2 separate regions of the Homo sapiens genome follow, and region 2 is linked to region 1. A link is an interaction called in ENCODE POLR2A ChIA-PET data of the cell type or tissue named here. Cell type or tissue: PC-3. All regions are shown on one strand. Links, peaks and the distances in the headings refer to the core of each region. The heading gives the core; the rest is flanking DNA.

Region 1 (5,568 bases), core at 981-4,980:
TCCCTCTTGCTGTTGACCAACACTCTTGAGGGAATGTGTTTTCTAATTAATTATCAGAAGCACAATTTTGAAATTACATAAAAGAAGAACAATTAAGTTCACTTTTTCTTGATGACCTTGTACAAAATAAACTTGCCCATTACTCCAGAGAACTCAAAAAGGAGCTGAGTTTCTTCTCTCCATTACTGTAACAGTAGGTAGTATAGAGCTGTGCAATGGTTATGGAAAATTATTATTCTCTGGAAATTATTAGAATTGAATGGAATGTTTTTATTGCTGATTCATATACTCTGATTTGAGCGCCAATCATCTGCTTCTGCACAGGATTGTACTTTGGTTACATCTAGAGTTACTTTGCCCATTTCTTAGGGGAAGATATTTTTTCAAAAACATATATGAGTGCATTGCATGTCTACTCTGCACCAGAAAATTTGTTAAATTCTAGCAAGATACTGGAATGAATGCATTATCTGTGTTTTCAATAAATTTATACTAAAGACAAGGCATAAATGCAAGGAAGAAATTAAGAAATTGATACAGGTTATATGTAAAGAATAAAATACAATGGGGGCTCATGTCTGGTAAAAATTAGTTTTGGCAAAAGTGACCGGAGAAGGCTAATAAGTTGAGCCTTTCATGTTGGCTAAAATATAAACATGTGGCAATAGGAGGATAGCATTCCTGGAAGAAGAGTTAGAACAAGGTGCAGTGGAGAAAAAAAATGGGTATTAATAGTAATAATGAGTCATAAACCTTGACAGGAACATAAGCTATGTATGGGAGCACCCTGAGGAACAGACCAAAAAGTGTACCGAAGCCAGATCCTGGAGAAATTAAACATTTGTATGTTGTTCATTAGATAAGTGACCTAAATGGTATTCATTTTATGGTAATTATATTTAAATTAAACTAGAGAGTAAAAAAAAAGATCCTAAAAACGCCAAAGAAGTAATCGAATTTGGTCTGTTCATCTATGCAGGAGAAAAGTAAGGATAAATACTGATATTAAAAAGTCTGCAAAAATCATTTTCTTTTAAAAATTATTTGTTCTTTCTCTCAGGGAGAAATGCTGTAGATTTCTTTCCAATGTGCCTAAACATTTTTCCCCTTAGCTTCAAATACTGCATTCCTAAGTACATCCACAAGTTCAGGTAGAGCAAATCTTAGATGTGTATAAAAAGTTGAATGATTTTAATTTTCAAATAATACCTTCTTTTATGGCACAATGGCTGTGACAAGATTAGCCAGAATCACAGCACTCATTTTATGAAGAAAAATATGAAGTCAGTGACAGTCATTTTATTTATGCGTCTGTCTGCACATTCACGTCTAAATCCTTCTGGCATTTGAATATACAGCTTCCAAATTCAGGATCTTGTCGGGAGGCATGAGTCATTCAGAATCCAGCAGAAATGACAAGCGCTGGAAAATCTTTTTGTGGGTCCTTAATTTCAGTCTTTTATAGAGTTAGCCTTTTTATAAGCTGATGTCACTGTGGAACCAAGCAAACACCAGTAAACAGGCAAACAGCTTCTTGGCTCTCTAACATGCAAAGGCTGGTCTGGTCTAAGATTAGACATATGGAGGCCGGCTCCAAATTAAATCAGAATAGAATGATGGAATCATTTAGTTTGTGATGTAAGGAGCCCTTAGAGATGGCCTACTTGAGCATTGACACTGTGCAGACATGTTGTGGAGTACTATGGACAAACTTATGGAGTGGTAGGACTGCAATCTCACACACACATATTTTAATCAAAGCAATGTCCTCTGATCTGATCTAATTTAAATACATTTCTAGATTTTCATCTGATGAATAATTCAGAAATCTGCAAACCAAGTCCAGCAGCTTATGGAATCCAGGTTCTAGATTCATCTTATAGATTATGCAACAGTTAGAAAAAGAATAAATGGCATGTGTAGGATCACAGGTTATTTCCCCTCAGCCTTCTCTTAGAGAAGAAAAAATGGTTAACAATGTAGTCTGTAGTATTTATGATAGCGTAAGTTAACTTTAAATGTCAGTTCTTTCTCTTGTTAAGTTCTTTATCAGTTTCGTGTTCATGTGATTTCATGCTTTCTATTTATTAATAATAATTTAGTGCATATGTTTCTCTTTTATTTAAGGAATACTCATAATTCTCTCCCTTTACTACAGAAATGGATTTGATCACTGATTTCTGTTGTTTCTATCACTCTGTGTTATCTTTATGCAAGTTATTCTATCCACCTTTTATCATTTTTAGGAAGTGACTCAAGTTACTCTAGAGAGCTATATTTGGAACAACCCACAAGTTATGTATGAACTTAGATACCAATTTAATATCCATATTATAATTAACATATTTGCCAAAACTAATTGAAATGTACATTTTGACAAAAACGTGTATATTCCTATGGGCAACTAGACAGAATATTTGACTGTTCCAGAAAATCTGGGAGAAAATTTTAATATATTTATGTGGATTTAACAGTGACTTGGCTTAGACAGGTCTTAAGTCAACAGTGACTTAGCTAATGACTTAGACTGACAAGTATTGATCAATGATAAGTATCCATTATTGAATTATGGACTCTAAGGGATACAAAATAAGTAGCAGAAAGAATCTTCTCAATTTTACAAAATAATGAGCAAAATAAAGCATATTTAAAGATAGCAATTAGAGAATGATACACAAATGTAATTACAGCTTACCATATATGTGAACAGATCGATTTCAGAAAGTGAAAGAGAGTTTGGGACAAGGAGTCCATTAAACACATGGCTGAAGCTATAAACTTGATTTGGACTTTGAAGGAAAAATGTAGTTTGGATATAGTACCTAACACAGAAGTCTTACGCATAGAAGATACAAAATATTTCTTGAAGTAAACATTCTTCCAGAGAAGCAGGAAAAGCATGGAGTGACCATGAAGTTTCACTGTTCCTATAAAACAGTGGGAACAGAGAGAACACCCCTGTGCCATAGTAACTCTGAACCTTTTCTGTGTACCTTAGACTTACCCATTTATAAAACAGTTAGTCCAGTAAATAGTGAAAGTGAGAGAAAGTTCGTCTTCAAGTCTCAAAGTAAGCTACTAAAACGACGTATTGAAAAGACAGGATCTGGTCGGGCGCGGTGGCTCATGCTTGTAATCCCCGCACTTTGAAAGGACGAGGCAGGTGGATCAACTGAGGTTGGGAGTTAGAGACAAGCCTGGCCAACATGGTGAAAACCTGTCTTACTAAAAATACACAAATTAGCCAGATGTGGTGGCTTCTGCCTGTAATCCCAGCTACTTGGGAAGCTGAAGCATGAAAATCGCGTGAATCCTGGAGACGGAGGTTGCAGTGAGCCAAAATCACACCACTGCACTCCAGCCTCAGACTACTGACTGCATTCCAGCAACAGACTGAGACCCTGTCTCAATAAGAAAAAAAGAAAAAAAAAAGACACAATTTTAAAAAGTTAGTCCTTATATAAGACTTAGTGCATCCAAAACTGTGGAAGTCATGTAGAATAATACGTTCTTATATTAAAATCTATTATGGCTGCACACAGATATTGACAGGAAAAACTGACCATTTGAAGTTGATACTTATATAGTGAAAAGTTAACTCTTAGGAAGAAAAATATGAAAAATTAACAATCAGAAAGAATATGTACATATTATCAATTTTATTAGTGATAAAATAATTTTGTAAATAGAAATTATAAGAACACCATTTATGCACAAATAAAAAGAAAGTATTTATAAAACAAATTATCCCTAACACAAATGAGACTATCTTAGAAATATTATACACAGTATAGCTAAAAGACTAATTCCTATTCTATCTAAAAAAATAAAATAAAATGGATGCATTTTTAAAAGCAAGTTTGCTCTGACCTACCTAAAAGTTAGGCTTTGGGTGAATAAGAAGATATAACACCTTTTTTATTTTGTATAGAAAAAGTCTTTGCTTGTTTGATATAGTAAGATTTATATGATAGTATTTTATAAGAACTAGCCCCATATTAGCAGAAAAAAAGGTGAAAACAGAAAGAAATAAAGCAATTTCTGTCATGTGGCCAAATGCATGTAGCCAAAACTAAACACTTAAGTATGAATACTTTCAGATTTTATTTTCCCCTGTATTTGCATTGCTTTTAAGTGTTACTTTTTTTTTTTACAATCTTCTTTTGTATATAAAAGGGCAAACAACTTTGTTCGTGTCTGAGGAATAGTTCCTGGTAAACCCTCTTTCAGCCACCTGGTTTTGAAATAAATGACTTTCACTCCTTCTGCAATAGTAATCTGTTCTTGATTTTAAAAAGATGTTTAGAAAAAGAAAACAAAATACTTGTTCACCTACATGAGCCTGGAGTAATATGATATAGCAGTTGTGTTGCATTTTTGGGGAACTGAGAAAATCATTTTTCTTCTGCTCACTTTGAAAATAATAAGAGCCCTTTGCAATGTAATCTCCCTGAGGAAACAACACGGGGACCTCCACAGGCAAACCACTTTTCTAGCCCCTGCCTTTCTAATCTAAATCTTTCCATCAATATCTGATATATTCTGTCAACCTTGATGACTGTCTTGGAATGTAATTCCAAATTTACTCTCAGCATTTTATTTGCAAGAGCACAAATATCAGAGTCCTTTGATTTTTTTAGAGATTGGCTTAATCTTTAACACTAGACTTGGAATGTTGCTATGTGGGGCTCTACATTTGAAAGCAAAACACTTGGCAGGGAATTAACTTTAGCCCTTAGTGGTTGGAATTGACCCCCTCAGTTTCCAAATCTTTTTCTTTTGTTTCTAACATAGAAACTCATTTAAATGAAAGAGAATATATTTTCTTTTGTACAAATTTTGATGGATCATATTCTTTCTCACCAGTCGATTGCAAATGGGAAAGTACATCAGTAAAATCATTACATTTTAGTCACTTATCTTGAATGAGTAGAAACTAAGGGAGCTCCAAACAAACAAACCATGCAGAAAACCAAAATAAAGTAAAAACAGTCTGAACAAGTGGTTTTCACACATTCAAACTATAATTGTAAATCAGATGTCTTTTGGCACAAATTATTAGATTAAAGAAATGTGGGAGATATTAATGTGAGACATAAAATTTACTGTAATCTCTTCTTGTGTCTTGGACTTTGTCTGCAGTGGCAAAGTTTGGAGAAGCAAGTGAGTATTCATTTTTTCTACTGAGTAAATCATTGTGGAAACTAGTGAGCCTGAATATTCAGATTCCTTTCCCTCGAATTCTTGTCTCACTTTCATATTTTATTGTCAAAAATATTATATTAACTGACTTCTTTTTCTCCTCAAACATAACTTTGACATGTAAGGATCTTGTTCCAAAGTAACAAAAGTTAATGACACTGTGTTAGAGTTCAAAAGAAACTTGTCAATTAACCAAACCCCTCTTTTAGAGGTAGGAAAATTGTGAATGAAGGAAGTCATCACTTCTAGCTGGTAGTAAGGCCAGATATAGACCAGAAGTCTCCTTGATCTCCTACCTGAAAACAGGACTTATACCACATTTGCTTGTGTGGGTTGGGAAAGTCATTTGATTGTGTTTCATTTTAC
Region 2 (5,568 bases), core at 950-4,949, 810 kb before region 1:
ACTTCAGCATAGTGATGGAACTGCCCACTTGTGGCACAAACGGTGGTTTGACTGCCAGCATCTGTTCCAGTCTCTCTGTAGTGTGCCTTCCTGTACTGCAGAGGCTGGAAGGCTAAATATTTCATTTCCCAGAAAACCTTGCATCTGGAGATTCCCATGTGGTTTAGTTTCTGCCAATCAGGAGCACCTGCAGGAGACTTAAATTTGGAAATATAACATCCACTTGCTAGTATTAGGTGGGGTGGGCTCGGGAGGCTGTGGTCCTGGTGGCAGCTTTCTGTCCCTGGGTTATGGCTATTGTGGTGTGATCCTTGGCACAACTTCTTGGTTACAGCAGTGGTAAGATGTTCCTTAGCAGGGCAATTCTGTGGCTGTGTTTTGGAAGTCATTCCTGCTCCTCAGGCCCTTCCAACAATTTTTTAAGAACCTAACTCCTAGCACTAAATCCATTCCTAGATAAAGTGGTGCTAGAAATGTTTCTGTTATTCACAGTTGAGTACTGACTGATTCAATTCCTCCCACCTCTGACTTTTAGCATGTTTTCTTTAGCCTTATAAATTTTAAGATTTGGGGTGATTTTGGAGTAAATAGTCATTTTTTCTCAAATAGGAGTCATACACTAAAATAACAGAAATTTCTCTTTTTTCTGGATCTACTCAAGATAGGAACAAATTACCTTCCCTCTGAAGCACATAACATGAACAAAATTCCAGAATATTGAAGGCCTTGGAGTTGAATTTTATAAATACCTTTTCTTTTCTTTTTCCTTTACCTTAAACCTGTTATTTGTGTGTTTGTAAGGGACAATTTATCTAAAATGTAAAGGATTAGCACTTGTGGCTGGAAATAAACTAATTTCCTAAGACCTGCTATAGGTTAGTAAAGATAAACGGAAGACTTTCATTCTTCATTAAGGTATCTACATTAACTTACTGAGGAGGTAGAGTAAAATATTTTAACTGCCTTAACGAGCTTAGAAATTGTTGTGTGGCCACTTGAAGTAACTTAGAAAAATATTATTTAGCATATTATTATGGAATTTTGACAGGTTAGTAACTATCAAACATAAAGAAATGTTTACATTGTTAATAATTCTACATGTACAAAACTATTTACATCTATTCTTTTTTAAAAAAATTTTGAATGACTGAACTCAAATATGCAGAATAACCATGAGAGACCTAACTATTATGATGACATTTAGTATTGCATTATTGTTAGACTCAGACATTTTTATTTTCTTAAAGCCAAAAATAAAAAATTCTATCTAAATATTAAGGATTTTAACATCAAATCAATTGAAAATTGGCCTCCAGCTCCATTATTACAATTCAATACAGATTGTTTAAAAAACATTAGCATTCCCTTTAAATATGGCACTGTTTACTTTAAGGAATAAGTATTTGCAGGCTTATTGTGACTTCCCCATAAGTGCTTTCCTTGCAGCACCTAAGACATTGCTTTATACAGACTAAAAACTGAGTTGTCTTAAAAGATATATTAAATAATGAGCTGATTATGGATGACAGCTTATAAGCAGTTCAATTTTAGTTTTTCAGTTGTAAATTTTCTTTTCAAATCTCTAAGATTGCTTTATATACAGAGGTAGGTAATCAAAGGTAAGAAATCTTTATAACCTGCAGGGTAATGTGAGTCATGCAGATGCCTCACTTCTTCCTTCTGTGTTGTCCTCGATGATCAGGAGTTTTCTATTTTGTATATGAATGTTTCTATGAATGTTTCTATGCTGTACTCTTGGGCTGAAGTGATCCTCCCGCCTCAGCATCTCAGCATCCTGAGTAGCTGGGATGAGAGGTGTATGCTAACACGCCCGGTTAAACTTTGTTTGTTTTATTTTTTGCAGGAATGAGGTCTTGCTATGTTGTCCAGGTTAGTGTAGAACTCCTGGCCTCAAGTGATCCTCCTGTCTCAGGCTTCCAAGGTGCTGAGATTACAGGCATGGGCCACTGTGCCCTGCAAGATACTTAATATTAACTCACACACATTATGTTGTTTAAACATGGCTTATATGCTATGCTACATGAAACATTTAATCAAGCTCAAGTATTCCTCTATTATCAAATATGTGAATGGGTCCAATTTTTTTCCTGCTATGAATAGTGGTGAAAAGTCTTAATTTTGGGGTTAATTTTTGTTAATTTTCCTCAAAGTGAAATTAACAAGTCAGTGGGCATGAACCATTTTATTCATTATTCTTTTATCAATTATTATTTATTTCTTAATTTATGTCAGAAATCGTGTTCACTGCTGGGCATATGGTGGTGATTACTGAAAAATAAAAAAAAGGTTTTTGCCCTTAATTTTGTAGGTCTGGTCACACATGCCAGGTTGCTCTCCAGAGAGTGAACAATTTACAAAACACTCAACTATTCTCATTCCCTCCAACTTTACCAGCATTGGTTATAAAATTTTATTTCCTTTTTTCTAGTTTAATAACTATGTCATGGCACCTGAAAATTATTTTGATTAGCAATTGTTTAGTTGCAAGTAAAGTGTGCATTTCTTCAAAAATCATCAATTTATTCATCTTTTCTCTTTTGTTTTAATAGGATAATTGGTAAATTATTTTCCCTTTTATTAAATAGGAATTTCTCTTTTTTTCTCTAGTTTCTTAGAATTCTACTTTGAGTTTTAAATAGACAGTAATCAGACATAGTAGAAGAATAAAGTTTGACAATTCTAATAAATACCCTTCTTGGAATAGGAAATAGAATGAATTTAAAGACGTTAAAGCAATCATAATAAAGTTGGCTTAAATGATTAAAAATCTCCATGAGCACAGATAGCATTTTTGCTTATCCATGAATATATAACACTGATTTTTCAACAAACATAGCTAGAAGAAATAGAGCATAATAAGGTAATTAATGAGTCCTTTAGGAAACAAAGCTACATTAAACACATTTTTATTTACTTAAGAAAAAAAAACAACAAAAAAAAGAAAAAACCTCAAAGCAAAAGTGATCTTTATCAAATCATCATTGAATAGACTTCTTCTTCAGGAGCTTACAGAGATATTTTGAATTTAAAAAACCTCTTGGTCTGACAGTAACTTAAGCAGGTATCCTGATTCATTAACAACAATGTCACAGCTGCAGCACTAACATAGCCACCAAGCAACTTTAGATTGTTGGTTCAGCTGAGACAGCTCAGCTTGTAAATCAGATCTACCCTGGCTGGCTTTGATTGAGTCAGCGCCTCTCCTTCCTAGAGCTTCAAAGGCTTTCCTAGGAGTCTTTCCTATCAGTCATGGGCCCTTTGGCTTCCTCTCTCAGGAACTCTCCTCTGGTAGGTTTTGTTTTGTATTCTAAGGGAAAAGATTGAATATGGAAATTCTTTGGAGGGTGGGGGGTGCAAAACACCACACAAAAATAAGGAACAACAAAACTCACAAAACTTGGCCCGTAACAGAAGTTCTTTTTTTTTTTTAATTTTGGAAACCTGCAAAATGGCATTTGAGTTATTTCTTTTCTCCCTCAAGAGTTTCTTTTTCTGCTAACTTGTAGATTTCCTCACCCAATCTCTCTCTCTCCAGGGCCCAAACACATACACAGACACACAGACACACAGACACACACACACACCCCCACAGTTGATGTGTTGATGTGATGGTACTGAAACTGATACAATCTTTAAAAATAAATTCCTAGAACTTAATGAAATTACTGTTATTTGATCATTGGTTAATCCAAGATAAAGTCAAAAATCTATCTTCCTTCAATAGGAAACTTCATAAATGTATAAATTCTGTAAACCGGAAAGTGACTGAGGCAGGTCTTAATTGATTAGACGTTTCTTTAGCCAAGGTTGAGAGGACGTGCTTGGGAAAAAACACAAATCACAGGAGCACCTGTGACCTATGCTTTTTCCAAAGGGGATTTTGGGAACTGCAATATGTAAAGGGAAAGGAGCAAGCAGGAGGGGAAAAAAAGAAGGGAATTTAGGCAGTGAGGTTCTCATTAGCTTCAGTAAATCTACATTTTACATGTGAAAAGAGAGTAGAGGAAAAGTTAATTATGCGTTGTCATGCTCAGTAAATCTATATTTAACTTTTTAAAAATTTAAATAGGTTTATGGGGGACAGGTGGTGTTTGGTTACATGAATAAGTTCTTTTTTTTTTTTTTTTTTTTAAGCAGAGTCTCACTCTGTAGCCCCTGCTGGAGTGCAGTGGAGCGATGTTGGTGATCTGCCTCCCAGGTAAAGCAATTCTCGTGCCTCAGACTCCTGAATAGCTGGGACTACAGGCCTGTACCACCACACCCAGCTAGGTTTTGTATTTTTAGTAGAGATGGGGTGTTGCCATGGTGGCCAGGCTGGTCTCAAACTCCTGACCTCAAGTGATCCACCCGCCTTGGCCTCCCAAAGTGCTGGGATTACAGGCATGAATCACTGTGCCTGGCCCATGAATAAGTTCCTTAGTAGTGATTTCTGAGATTTTGGTGGACCCACCACCTGAGCAGTGCACACTGTACCTAATGTGTAGTCTTTTATCCCTCACCCCCTCATACCCTTTCTCCCGAGTCCCCAAAGTCCAGTGTATCATTCTTATGCCTTTACATCCTCATATCTTAGCTCCAGCTTAAGAGTGAGAACATAACGATGTTTGGTTTTTCACTCCTGAGTTACTTCACTTAGAATAATGGTCTCCAATTCCATCCTGGTTGCTGCAAATGCTATTATTTCATTCCTTTTTATGGCTGAGTAATATTACATAATATATATATATACCACATTTTCTTTGTCCAGTCATTGATGATTGATGGGCATTTGGGCTGGTTCTGTATTCTTGCAATTGTGAATTGTGCTGCTATAAACGTGTGTGTAAGTATCTTTATCCTATAATGACTTCTCTTCCTCTGGGTGGATACCCAGTAGTGGGATTGCTGGATCAAATGGTAGATCTACTTTTAGTTCTTTAAGGAATATCCACACTGTTTTCCATAGTGGTTGTACTAGTTTACGTTCCCACCAACAGTATGAAAGTGTTCCCATTTCACCACATCCATGCCAACATCTATTATTTTTTGATTATGGCCATTCTTGCAGGAGTAAAGTGGTATTTATTGCACTGTGGTTTTGCTTTGCATTTCCCTGATAATTACTGATGTTGAGCATTTTTTCATGTTTGTTGGCCATTTGTATATCTTCTTTTGAGAATTGTCTATTCATGTCCTTAGCCCACTTTCTGATGAAATTTTTTTTTTTTCTTGCTGATTTGAGTTCTTTGTAGATTCTGGATATTAGTCTATTCTTGGAAGTATAGCTTGAGACAGTTTTCTCCCAATCTATGGATTGTCTGTTTGCTCTGCTGATTTATTTCTTTTGCTGTGCAGAAACTTTTTAGTTTAAGTAAGTCCCATCTATTTATCTTTGTTTTTGTTGCATTTGCTTTTGGGTTCTTGGTCATGAAGTCTTTGCCTAAGCCAATATCTAGAAGAGTTTTTCTGATGTCATCTTCTAGAATTTTTATGGTTTCAGGTCTTAGATTTAAGTCTTTGATCAATCTTGAGTTGATTTTTGTATAAGGTGATAGATGAAGATCCAGT

The links. Peaks named below come from ENCODE experiments on the same cell type or tissue, not always from the same donor. Only the 100,000 strongest peaks of a DNase experiment are listed, where the experiment ranks them.
Region 2: POLR2A ChIA-PET joins it to region 1 with 5 read pairs; 1 of 35 experiments calls an interaction of 5 or more read pairs at or near these places.

What each region holds. Positions count from the first base shown.
Region 1 is chr7:89,182,471-89,188,038 of GRCh38, forward strand. The region is part of intron 1 of ZNF804B (zinc finger protein 804B); the gene reads left to right. Among named protein-coding and RNA genes, the nearest start is that of TEX47, 390 kb to the left of the region's middle. In PC-3, for the core only: no CTCF peak of the experiment used is centred there; no DNase peak of the experiment used is centred there; H3K4me3 peaks cover 807 bases; H3K27me3 peaks cover 404 bases.
Region 2 is chr7:88,374,433-88,380,000 of GRCh38, forward strand. No RefSeq gene overlaps it. Among named protein-coding and RNA genes, the nearest start is that of STEAP4, 70 kb to the left of the region's middle. In PC-3, for the core only: no CTCF peak of the experiment used is centred there; a DNase peak (open chromatin) is centred at 3,209.